Linked DNA regions of Homo sapiens: region 1 is linked to region 2. Evidence: chromatin loops called from intact Hi-C (ENCODE). Cell type or tissue: PC-3. All regions are shown on one strand.

Region 1 (5,000 bases), 63 kb before region 2:
AGAGGCCACGACACTTAAACTGAGTCTTTCAGAATGAATGAGAAATTAGGCAGATGAAGACAGAGGGAAGGATGTCCTATGTGCCGTTAACGTGCAAATCACATACGCTTGGATGTCTGATACTTGGGCCGGTTAACTTCTCTGAACATGACTTTCCATATCTTCATTGAGTGTTTATCACAAAACATTGTGAGAATTGCACGTGCAAATGCAGGTAAAGAGGCTACTCAATCCTGGTGCATAGTCATTTACAAATAAGTTGGTTTCCACCATGGCACACGTATGCCTGTGTAACAAACCCACACATTCTGTACTTGTATCCGGAACTTAAAGTAAAATAAAAAATAAAAATACATAGATTGTTTTTTTTTTAAGTGTTGAAAGCTGGGCTTTCATTGCCAAAGAAGGCAAATGTTGGTGTTTCATAGCAGCTGAATTTGCCAACCACCTACCCAGTGGTTAGGCTACTAAAGTGGAAAGTTTCATTCCCAATTAATGCACCATTTTTCTCAGAGACTTTGAACAGACATGTTTTTGATCCATCAAATCTTTCTGTCCTGGGGTTGTGTTTGGTTTTTATTCCAATTCTAAGGTCTGTCTGAACACGCTGTGCCTTGAGCCATGTAGCACACAGAAGGACAAATGATTTCTTCTTATTATTCTTTTTATTAACAATTGAAGGGAATAGTTAACATTTAAGAAAAAAAAAGACTGACTTGAGAGAAACTTTTGGTTATTTTCTAGTGAGGGAAAAAAAGCTCTAAATGCAGTATGTCAATCTTGTTTCCTAGATAACAAAGCAAATCTAAAACAGTTTTGAACTTTTTTCCTTATTCCCTTTATCATGAATGTTTAATATCCAAAGGAGCCAATTTTTGTTGAGAATTAGCTTCCAGGTTTGGAGGCTATTAGCAATCACCACAGGGAGCCTCACACTCCAGTTCTATTTCCCATCCTTTTTCCTGAATCAGAATCATTTTCTGTGTAGTTATAGCAAGTGCCTCGGTTTTGCTAGCCTCATCTGCTGTTTTTAAATGTCAGCCTCTGCCAAGCTGAAACATCATGAAAGTAATCAAATTATGTATTAGGAAAGAGTAGATCATTGCTTCAATAAACTTGCCAAAATCAACATGTGTAGCCATCTATACATGTGGAATGTCACTTTGATCCCCCATAGCTATTTCAGTAATGTCATAAATGTTCTCATAATCATTTTATAATCATAATATTAGTTAACTATTACATTTTATCACTTAACTCGTGCTAAGCATTTAGCTTGTATTACCCACTTTACCTGTACAATAGTTCTCTCAGGTAGATGCTAGAGTGTTATCCAGGTTATTGTGAGGAAGCTAAGGCACAAGAAATTAAGCAACTTGCCCATTAGCCTACAGCTAACAGTCCTGGATTCATACCCAGGCCTGTGTGATTCCAGAGCCCATGCTCTTAAATGCTAGGCTACACCTCCTTCTTTTTATCCTTCTGTGATCGTTAAAAAAGACATGACAGTTGTTGCTGTAAACCATAATTTGATGTCTTATGATAACACTTAACTAGCTTATTGGTGGTTTTGTTTGTAAACATTGAAAGTAAGCTTTAGCCAATGCACACTTAATCAGATTTGTATTCAGCAAGTGTGCTTTTGCTAATAGTAAGCCAGACATTGTATCAGGCATCAGGGTAAACATACATATACATATGTATATGTCCCGACCTTGAGGAGGTCATATCTAGCTGGGGAAACTTACAAATTGTACATAATCCATTATCCACAATTCCAAATTCCAAAATGCTCTGAGAAATGAAATTTTTAAAATATGTAGACTCATTTAGCCTAATTCCTGAATTCATATGAGGCCACATTATATATAGCCTTTGTTTGTACCTCTTAATATAATTTTTCATACATGTGTTTGATTATGAGGTGCTACCCTAAGCTCTCCTGGCATTGTTGCATAATACATAGTAAATGCCCTGAAAACCTTTCTAAAATCTGAACTTTTTGAATTCTGAAATATATCTGGTCCTAAGAGTTTAGCAGAAGGGATTGTGGCCATACATGAATGGACATGTTGTAGCCCAGCAAAAGGAATGATTTACTTCCCATGATTGAGTTAAAGATTCACAGAAGAGGCTGCAGGCAGTGAAACTGGAATTTACCAAAGTTGTTTTGGCAGCCTAGGCAGAACTGAAGTTACAGCCAAAGATATAGACTTATAGAGAATCTGGGGAGGGTATACATGGAAGACAGGACTGGAAAGGCAAGTTGGCACCAGATTATGGAAGGCCTCCCATGTCACAGGAGAATGCATTCTTTTTCTATCAACTGACAGGCTCTTTTCTGATTTCCTTCAGCCTCATTTGCTGTTGTACCTTGCTTTGTTGCAGTGTGTCATGGATCCATTTGGAGAAGCTGATGAGTCATCTTGTGAAAGAAAAAATGAATTGAAGGACATTGCTTACTTTCTGTGTTGATTCAGGCCTCATTTCATCTTAACCCCCTAGTTAGAGGACATCAGTAATGATTCAGTCTCTGCAACTCATTCCTAAATAAAATTAATTGGAAAGTAGATAGCTCTCTAATAACCATGCTTGTTTTTGCATAATAGAAGGAGAAAAGGATTAAATTCTTTGTTCTAATTAATAGGAATGAAAATAGAATTGCAATCCGTGGTATGGCAAAATGAGAGAAAATAAGGCTTGTAAGTAATTTTCATGGTTGTTTAGGAATAATTGTTTCATTATTGAGTTAATAGTTTTTACAAACAGCTTCCATTTCCATATCATATTGCTACAGTCGCTCTTTATTGAGATTGCCTCGGCAGAAGATGACAAGAAGTTGTTTTAAATCCATCACTTGTCTAAAATATGAGTTCCAAAGTAGTTAGGGGAGGGTATGCAGCAGGAAAGAATGAGGTATGGGAGGGAAACAGGGGGTCAGATTGAAATCAGTTGATTAATAAGACAACAAAATTCATTCACCAGCTTGTTTCAAAGGAGACTCTTATTATTCTGGAAAGAAATTAGACATCAGATCCCTCATAGGCCCCAGGCTCTGACATGTGTTTTATAATGACAGTTAATTAGATACTGTCTGCAGCAATCATAGGCTGTCATTTCTAATACATTTCTGGGAAGTTGAAGGACAGGAGAAGTCACCCCCTCCTCATATTCCCCCTTCCCGTAACTGAAATCGGTTGCCAAAATTAACTGTGAATATATGAGGCACGAGTTCAACAATTATACAGCCGTTCTGCACATTTATGTTTCCTACTTAGTATGTACTCTGCATTCCAGGCTGGTCTGGGCATGCATTTTGCAGACAGAGATGTTACTGCAGCCCTGGTAATATTTAGGAACATCTCACACAGCAGTCTAACACCTGGTCTTAAGTGGAAGATGCCACTTGTCATTGCAACTTATGCATTAGAACACAAAGAATCTTTCACACCATTAAATTCAAACTAGCAGGCTTCCCTCTTTTCTAAAATAGAACTTGCAATGCATTAACTAAAGTCATCTATTCTCACATGTGCACCAGCACGGCACATGTATACATATGTAACTAACCTGCACAATGTGCACATGTACCCTAAAACTTAAAGTATAAAAAAAAAAAAAACCTTAAATTTGAATAATTCCTGCAGTAGTACTTAACCTAAATTTTTCATGCTTCCTTTTATCAAACATCATTATAACATGACCATAAAGTATAATATTTCTTAAAAACTAAGCCATGAGGTAGAAACCATGTTGAAATCATAGATGTTAACATTTTAAGCATTCTCAGAAATTCTCTAGTCCAATCATTTTGGTCTGCAAACAAGGACATTTGAGTCTCAGAATGCTAAAGTAATTTGCCAAGATTGTGCAGTTTCTGGGCAAGCCTGACTTGCAATTCCATTCTCCTGAGTTCTACGCTGTTACTCTTTCCCCTTAAGAGCACTACCTAGTGACATTACCTGAGTAACTTTGGGCTAAGCCCTGGATGTTTCTGAGCTTGAGAGTCCTAGTCTGTAAAATGGACATAGGAATAATATGTACCTCATAGAATTACAGTGAGCGTCAGTGGGGAAGCCACTCCAAAGCCTTCAGTAAGACTCCAAGCAACCTTACGTTGCCTTCTGATTGCTTTTATCCTTAGGTGTCCCTAGGTCATTGCTTTCATCCCAGAGCATGCCTGGAGCTTGTAAGTGCCTCCTAAGGGACATAAGAAGGCTCTCAGTGCCTTTGTGATTGAAAACCATACTATTTTATGGGCCACCCAGTACATTTGTTTCTTATTTTAGAGACATGCCCACTCAAGCCATGTGCTGAAATTCAAGCTTTTTCAACCCAAGTTATCATAACTGGTGTCTCTAGGACAGTGCTTCCCAAACATGCTTCCCAAACATGCCAGAGGAAGAATTACCTGGAGAATGTTTTAAAAGTACAGATTCTCGCTCCCTGACCCACTTAATGCCCTTCTGTCAATTCCCCTTGAAAGAAAACCTTTAGTACAAGAAGTGTGGAGAAGAGTCTGTTAATCTGTGTATTTACTAGGTTTTTATTATTATTATTATTATTATTATTATTTTTCTTTTTGAGCTCCCTGGACAATTGTGAAAAACAGCCAGGTTTTAGAGTGCCTGGCTCTATCAGAGCAGATCATACCATACCCAAAATATGCTAGCTTTAACAGCTGCTAAAATATCTGGGTACTTTTTGTGGGTTCTAATTAACTTTCACATGTTGGGGGTTGAAATATCATCAGTGAACTGATAATATAAATTTTTGGATGCACTGGCACTTCTTTCCTTGCACTTATGTACTCATTCATGCACAAAGCTATCCAGCACCCACTGTCACCACCCGGGCTACAACCCTTCTAATCTAAATGGATTATATAGTAGATAGCTGCTATTGTCTGTGAAGATAAGCCTGCTGTCTGCTACCAGTAGAAGACATGTTTGAGATTTGTTTCGTTTTATTTTATGGTGGTAGTGGTTTTAATCCCCTCA
Region 2 (5,000 bases):
AATCCTAGGATTCCATGATATCCCAAATGATGTTTTTAATTTGCATACATTAATGTTCATTCTTTGTGCTTTAAAGTTCTGTGAGTTTTGACAATGCAAAATGTTGTGTGTCTACCATGATGATATCACACAGAATGGTTTTTACTACCCTAAAAAATTCCCATGCTTCACCTATTCAACATTTCTCTCTTTTTAAGACTCTGGCTGTCACTGATTTTTTAACTGTCTCTATAGTTTTACCTTTTCCAGAATTTGTATCATTGGAATCATACAAGAAGTAGCTTTTTCAGACTGGCTTCTTACACTCAGCAATATGCTTAAGATTCATTCATGGCTTTTCACGACTTGATAACTCATTTCTTCTTATCATTGAATAATATTCCATTGTATTGATAAACCACTGTTTCTAAAATACATTCACATATTGAAGGACATCTTGGTTGCTTCCATTTAGAGTTATTATGAATAAAGCTGTTATAAACACTTATGTTTAGTTTTGTGAGGATATAAGCTTTCAAATCAGTTGGTTTTTTTATGTATTGAAATTGTAGGGGTCAGTGGGCTTGTGGTGGTGGTAGGGGCAGATTTACAAGTAAACAAGTATATCACAATGGTAAGTGCTTTCATAAAACTATAAATATAACATGTAAACTGTTGAATCTACATAAGAAAAAGGCAAAAGTAAAAATACTTAAATCATTCTTAGGCTCTCCTATAGAAAATATAATATTTAGCAGTTCTTTCCAGGAAAAACACTCCCTTAACACACACATATGCACACACATGCACACACACATACACACCCCAAACCAACCTAACTTGCTGTAGACACACTGTTAAAGCTCTAGCAAAGACCACAAGGCAGGTGGTAGACTCTGCAAAACTTAACACAATGATTTTTCTTCTTCCAACTCAAATAATAGGAGAGAAATTTCACGTAAAGGTGAATAATCAGTCCCTGAGAAGGAAAAAAAAAAAAGGCCTAGGGATGTTTAGGTATCTGGAAACCTGGAATTGATTAATAAGACAAAAGAACAAATATAGTTATTTTACCAAGTCATTTAGAGATAGCAACAAGTCATTTTTTTCTGGGATTTGGGGTTCCTCCCAGATATTTCTTATAGAGGGAGCTAAACCCGAAGGAGTGTACCAAATAGTAAATGAAATCTTCCTTTGTCAAGAGCTAACTAGGAGTTGTTTTTGTTAAGCTTCTGGGAAGAGATGGCTTTGACCAGGTGGCCTTTTAGAGGCCTCTTGCTTCCAGCTTGCACACTTTTGTTTGGTTGGTTGGTTGGTTTTTGAAACAGGGTCTCACTCTGTCACCCAGGCTGGAGAGCAGTAGTACAGTCATGGCTCACTGCAGCCTTGATCTTCTGGACTCAGATGATCCTCCCAACTCAGCCTCCCAGGTAGCTGGGACCACAGGCATGTGCTACCACACCCACCTAATTTTTTTGTATTTTTTGTAGAGACAGGGTTTTGCCATGTTGGCCATGCTGGTCTCAAACTCCTGGGCTCAAGCGATCAGCTTGCCTCGGCCTCCCAACATGTTGGATTTATAGATGCAAGTCACCGTACCTGGCCCTTGCACAACTTTCAATATTAGGTGGCTGATTCAGCTGGGCCAGTTAGAACCTCACTTATATACCAGTTATTGGTGAAGAAGGTAGAATAGAGAAAGAGAAGTATGTTTACCGCCTAGCAGATGGAACACACAGGAAGGGGTACCAAGCACACCCCCCTTGAATGCACAGTGACCCCTGCATATTAGTAAGATATAATATAATCTCAGAGGCTTGACTAGATTAAAAAGCTGTCCTTATTTGAAGCAGAATTGTGGGATATGATGAGGTTTCTCTTCAAATAATCTGATCAATCTTTTATTCTTTAATTCATAATACTCTCCACCCCTTTTCCCTTTTTCTCCTTTTTTTCCTTTTTGCCTTTGTTAGATACCCAGGCATGCCACAGTACCAGACATTATCAGTACTGGCTCACATTCCTTACCTTATTTGGAAAGAGGACTAATTTTCTAGCTCATTACAGACACCCCTTCCCCTTCCTCTCCACTTCCTTTTAAGTGCCCACCTTATCTTAAAAAAATCAAATGTTTAGCCAACCGGGATTAGTTTAGATTGTACAACCTTACCCTGGCCAATGAGGAAAGGGTATGGGGCAGGACTTGCATCAGGAATAAAGACTCTCGTACCCCTTTGTTCAGGTGTGCTCTCATGGCAACTGGCCAAGGAGGCACCCCTCTGCGCAGAAGTAAAATTGTTTTTCTAAGAATCCTTTGTTCCAGTGTTCAATTTCGTTAGGATTTTGAGCGTTATTCCTAACAAGAATTAATAGGGTGGAAGGAGTATGAGCAGAGGCGCCAAAGTATAAGTGCAGAAAGAACTTTCTCCAACAGCCAGCATGACAAGAAATTTGTAAACAGCAAGTGATAGAAGTGTTTTGATACATAGAACATAAATAATAGGAAATTTAAGATTTCTCTTTAAGTGAATGATATAGTTTGGCCGTGTCCCCACCCAAATCTCATCTTGAATTGTAACTCCCACAATTCCCACCTGTTGTGGAAGGAAACCAGTGGGAGGTGATTGAATTATGGGTTGGGGGGGTCTTTCCTGCACTGTACTCATGATAGTGAATGAGTCTCACGAGATCTGATGGTTTTAGAAATGGGAATCTCCCTGCACAAGCTCTCTTTTTTTGCCTGCTGCCATCCATGTAAGATGTGACTTGCACCTCCTTGCCTTCTGCCATGATTGTGAGGCCTCCCCAGCCATGTGGAACTGTAAATCCATTAAACCTCTTTCCTGTATGAATTTCCCAGTCTTGGGTATGCCTTTATCAGCAGTGTGAAAATGAACTAATACAGCGAAAAATAAAAAAGTCAGAGATAAGTTATAATTTATGTTATAGTCATGAAGCCCAAATATCTGAGACAGGTCTCAGTAAATCTAGGAAGTTTATTTTGCCAAATTTAAGAATGTGTGCCCATGACGCAGCCTCAGGAGATTCTGACAACATGTGCCCAAGGTGGTCGGGGTGCAGCCTTGTTTTATACATTAAGGACACATGCAACGTCAATACATGTAAGATGTACATTGGTTTGGTCCAGAAAGGTGGGACAGTTCGAAGTGGGACGGGGCTTTGTGTTCATAGGTAGATAAGAGACAAAGGGTTGCATTCTTTTGAGTTTCTGATTAGCCTTTCCAAAGGAGGCAGTCAGATATGCATCTATCTCAGTGAGCAGAGGGATGACTTTGAATAGAATGGGAGGCAGGTTTGCCCTGAGCAGTTTCCAGCTTCGCTTTCTCCCTTTAGATTAGTGAATTGGGGGTCCCAAGATTTATTTTCCTTTCACATAGTTTAGTTGGTGAATGTTTTTAATTAGTCCCTGGGTAAGTATATTTTTAAAAATCATGCTATAGTTCATATATTTGTCTAAAGTGCATTAGTTAAATATTTATGTGATTATATATTTATATTGTCGGCTTTTTATGGAGTCATTTTATAGAAATCATCATAAATGAATGGAATGGAAGCTATCTTTACTCTTTCTCAACCAGCTTTATCTAGGGAAAACCAAGCTAACTGGCTCATGAAACTATTGACCAGATTAACTTCATGATTACTAACCCAATTATAGACCTTGTGCCTGGGTAGAAATAATTAATTGCCTTAGTGCTAGCTTAGCAAATGCAAATACCTCAATTAGTAGCAAAAATTCTATGCTTATTTCAATTCTGTTTCCTTATTTCTTTCAGGTTCTGGACATGTAGGCACAGGCTAGTTTACTTACATGATGGAAATATAATATAGCAGACAGGCAATGTTTTAACCAAACTCATACACATGGGATAATTATTCTAAGTCATAAATCTTTTTAATAAAAGCCTGATTGTGTATAGTTAGCCTACATTATTAATTTTCCCCAGCTAGCATTGGTATTCTCTATCATATAAAGGCTAGACTTCAATAGAATGTTAAGGCTGGAAGGTATACCTTGGAAATTAATTTCTTCGCTGGAGTCAAGTTCAACACATTAAGTGCTTTGTCTAAGATGACATATCTGGTAAATAGCAGATCCAATAGTAGAATCTAGGCCCTTCTCCTTCTGGCCAATTCTATTTTTGTTCTACCTGTTAACCTTTCATGTGCTGGATGGTTTATTTATATTGGATTTTAACAGCACCGACACTTGTACTGTAAAATAAATATTTTGTTCTGCTGAAGTTCCCGAAAAGTAACATCTTAAACCACCTCCTACTTAGGGTGACTTTGCCTTTCCTTTTGCTCCTCTCTCTAAAGGCAGAACACGTTTCACTCCAAAACCAAATAACGCACATTTCTCTCCTAATTTATGGTTTTCAAAATTTCAGAGTGTTTTTTTTTCCCCTTGCTGTCCAGAATGCTGTCTGAAAAGTCACAATGATTTAAATAATTGATGGCTACTTTATGAAATCGTCAGCCTGGATCCATCCTCCTGCCTCCCTCAACCGCAAGTCCTTGAGCAGCTAATCCTTTTATGTTGGATGCTTTATTTTTCCCTTCCTGGTTTCATTTAGATAATTATATTATTCACCCTGGAATATAATTGCCGTTATACTGTGGGGGATGTGGGAGTGAAGTAGGGTGGGAGCTGCCTGCTGCTGGCATCTGCAGGTTGTAAAATGTCTGTTACACTCTAGCCTCTAATTTTTTTGCCATCCCACCTTTTAAAGATTTAATTATACCTGTGTAAAAGCATAATTTGAAATCTGACTTATTATTCTTTTGGAAGATAAAAAAGATTAATCCATTGTTAAACATGAATAAGCATGGTACAATGGAAAAAACTTTGGCCTGGAATTCAATTGAACTAACAATTTTTGAATGCCTACTATGTGCCAGGGACAGTACTAAAAATTAGGAAGTGCGAAAATTTAAAGAAAAGGACTGTCCTCTAGGAGGGTTCATCCTGGTGATCTCCTACTAACTTGTGACATGTC

Evidence for each region. Peaks named below come from ENCODE experiments on the same cell type or tissue, not always from the same donor. Only the 100,000 strongest peaks of a DNase experiment are listed, where the experiment ranks them.
Region 1: a loop joins it to region 2, with 4 times the contacts of the local background. A loop is called at or near these places in 2 of 110 quality-filtered maps.

Annotation. Positions count from the first base shown.
Region 1 is chr7:133,768,919-133,773,918 of GRCh38, forward strand. The region is part of intron 10 of EXOC4 (exocyst complex component 4); the gene reads left to right. LOC124901749 (a long non-coding RNA gene) reads left to right here. Exons shown (of 2, transcript XR_007060533.1): 2 at 1-2,570. Among named protein-coding and RNA genes, the nearest start is that of LRGUK, 360 kb to the right of the region's middle. RefSeq lists an enhancer at 2,278-2,572. In PC-3, no CTCF peak of the experiment used is centred here; a DNase peak (open chromatin) is centred at 2,403; H3K27ac peaks cover 534 bases.
Region 2 is chr7:133,832,281-133,837,280 of GRCh38, forward strand. All of the region lies in intron 11 of EXOC4 (exocyst complex component 4), which reads left to right. Among named protein-coding and RNA genes, the nearest start is that of LRGUK, 290 kb to the right of the region's middle. In PC-3, no CTCF peak of the experiment used is centred here; no DNase peak of the experiment used is centred here.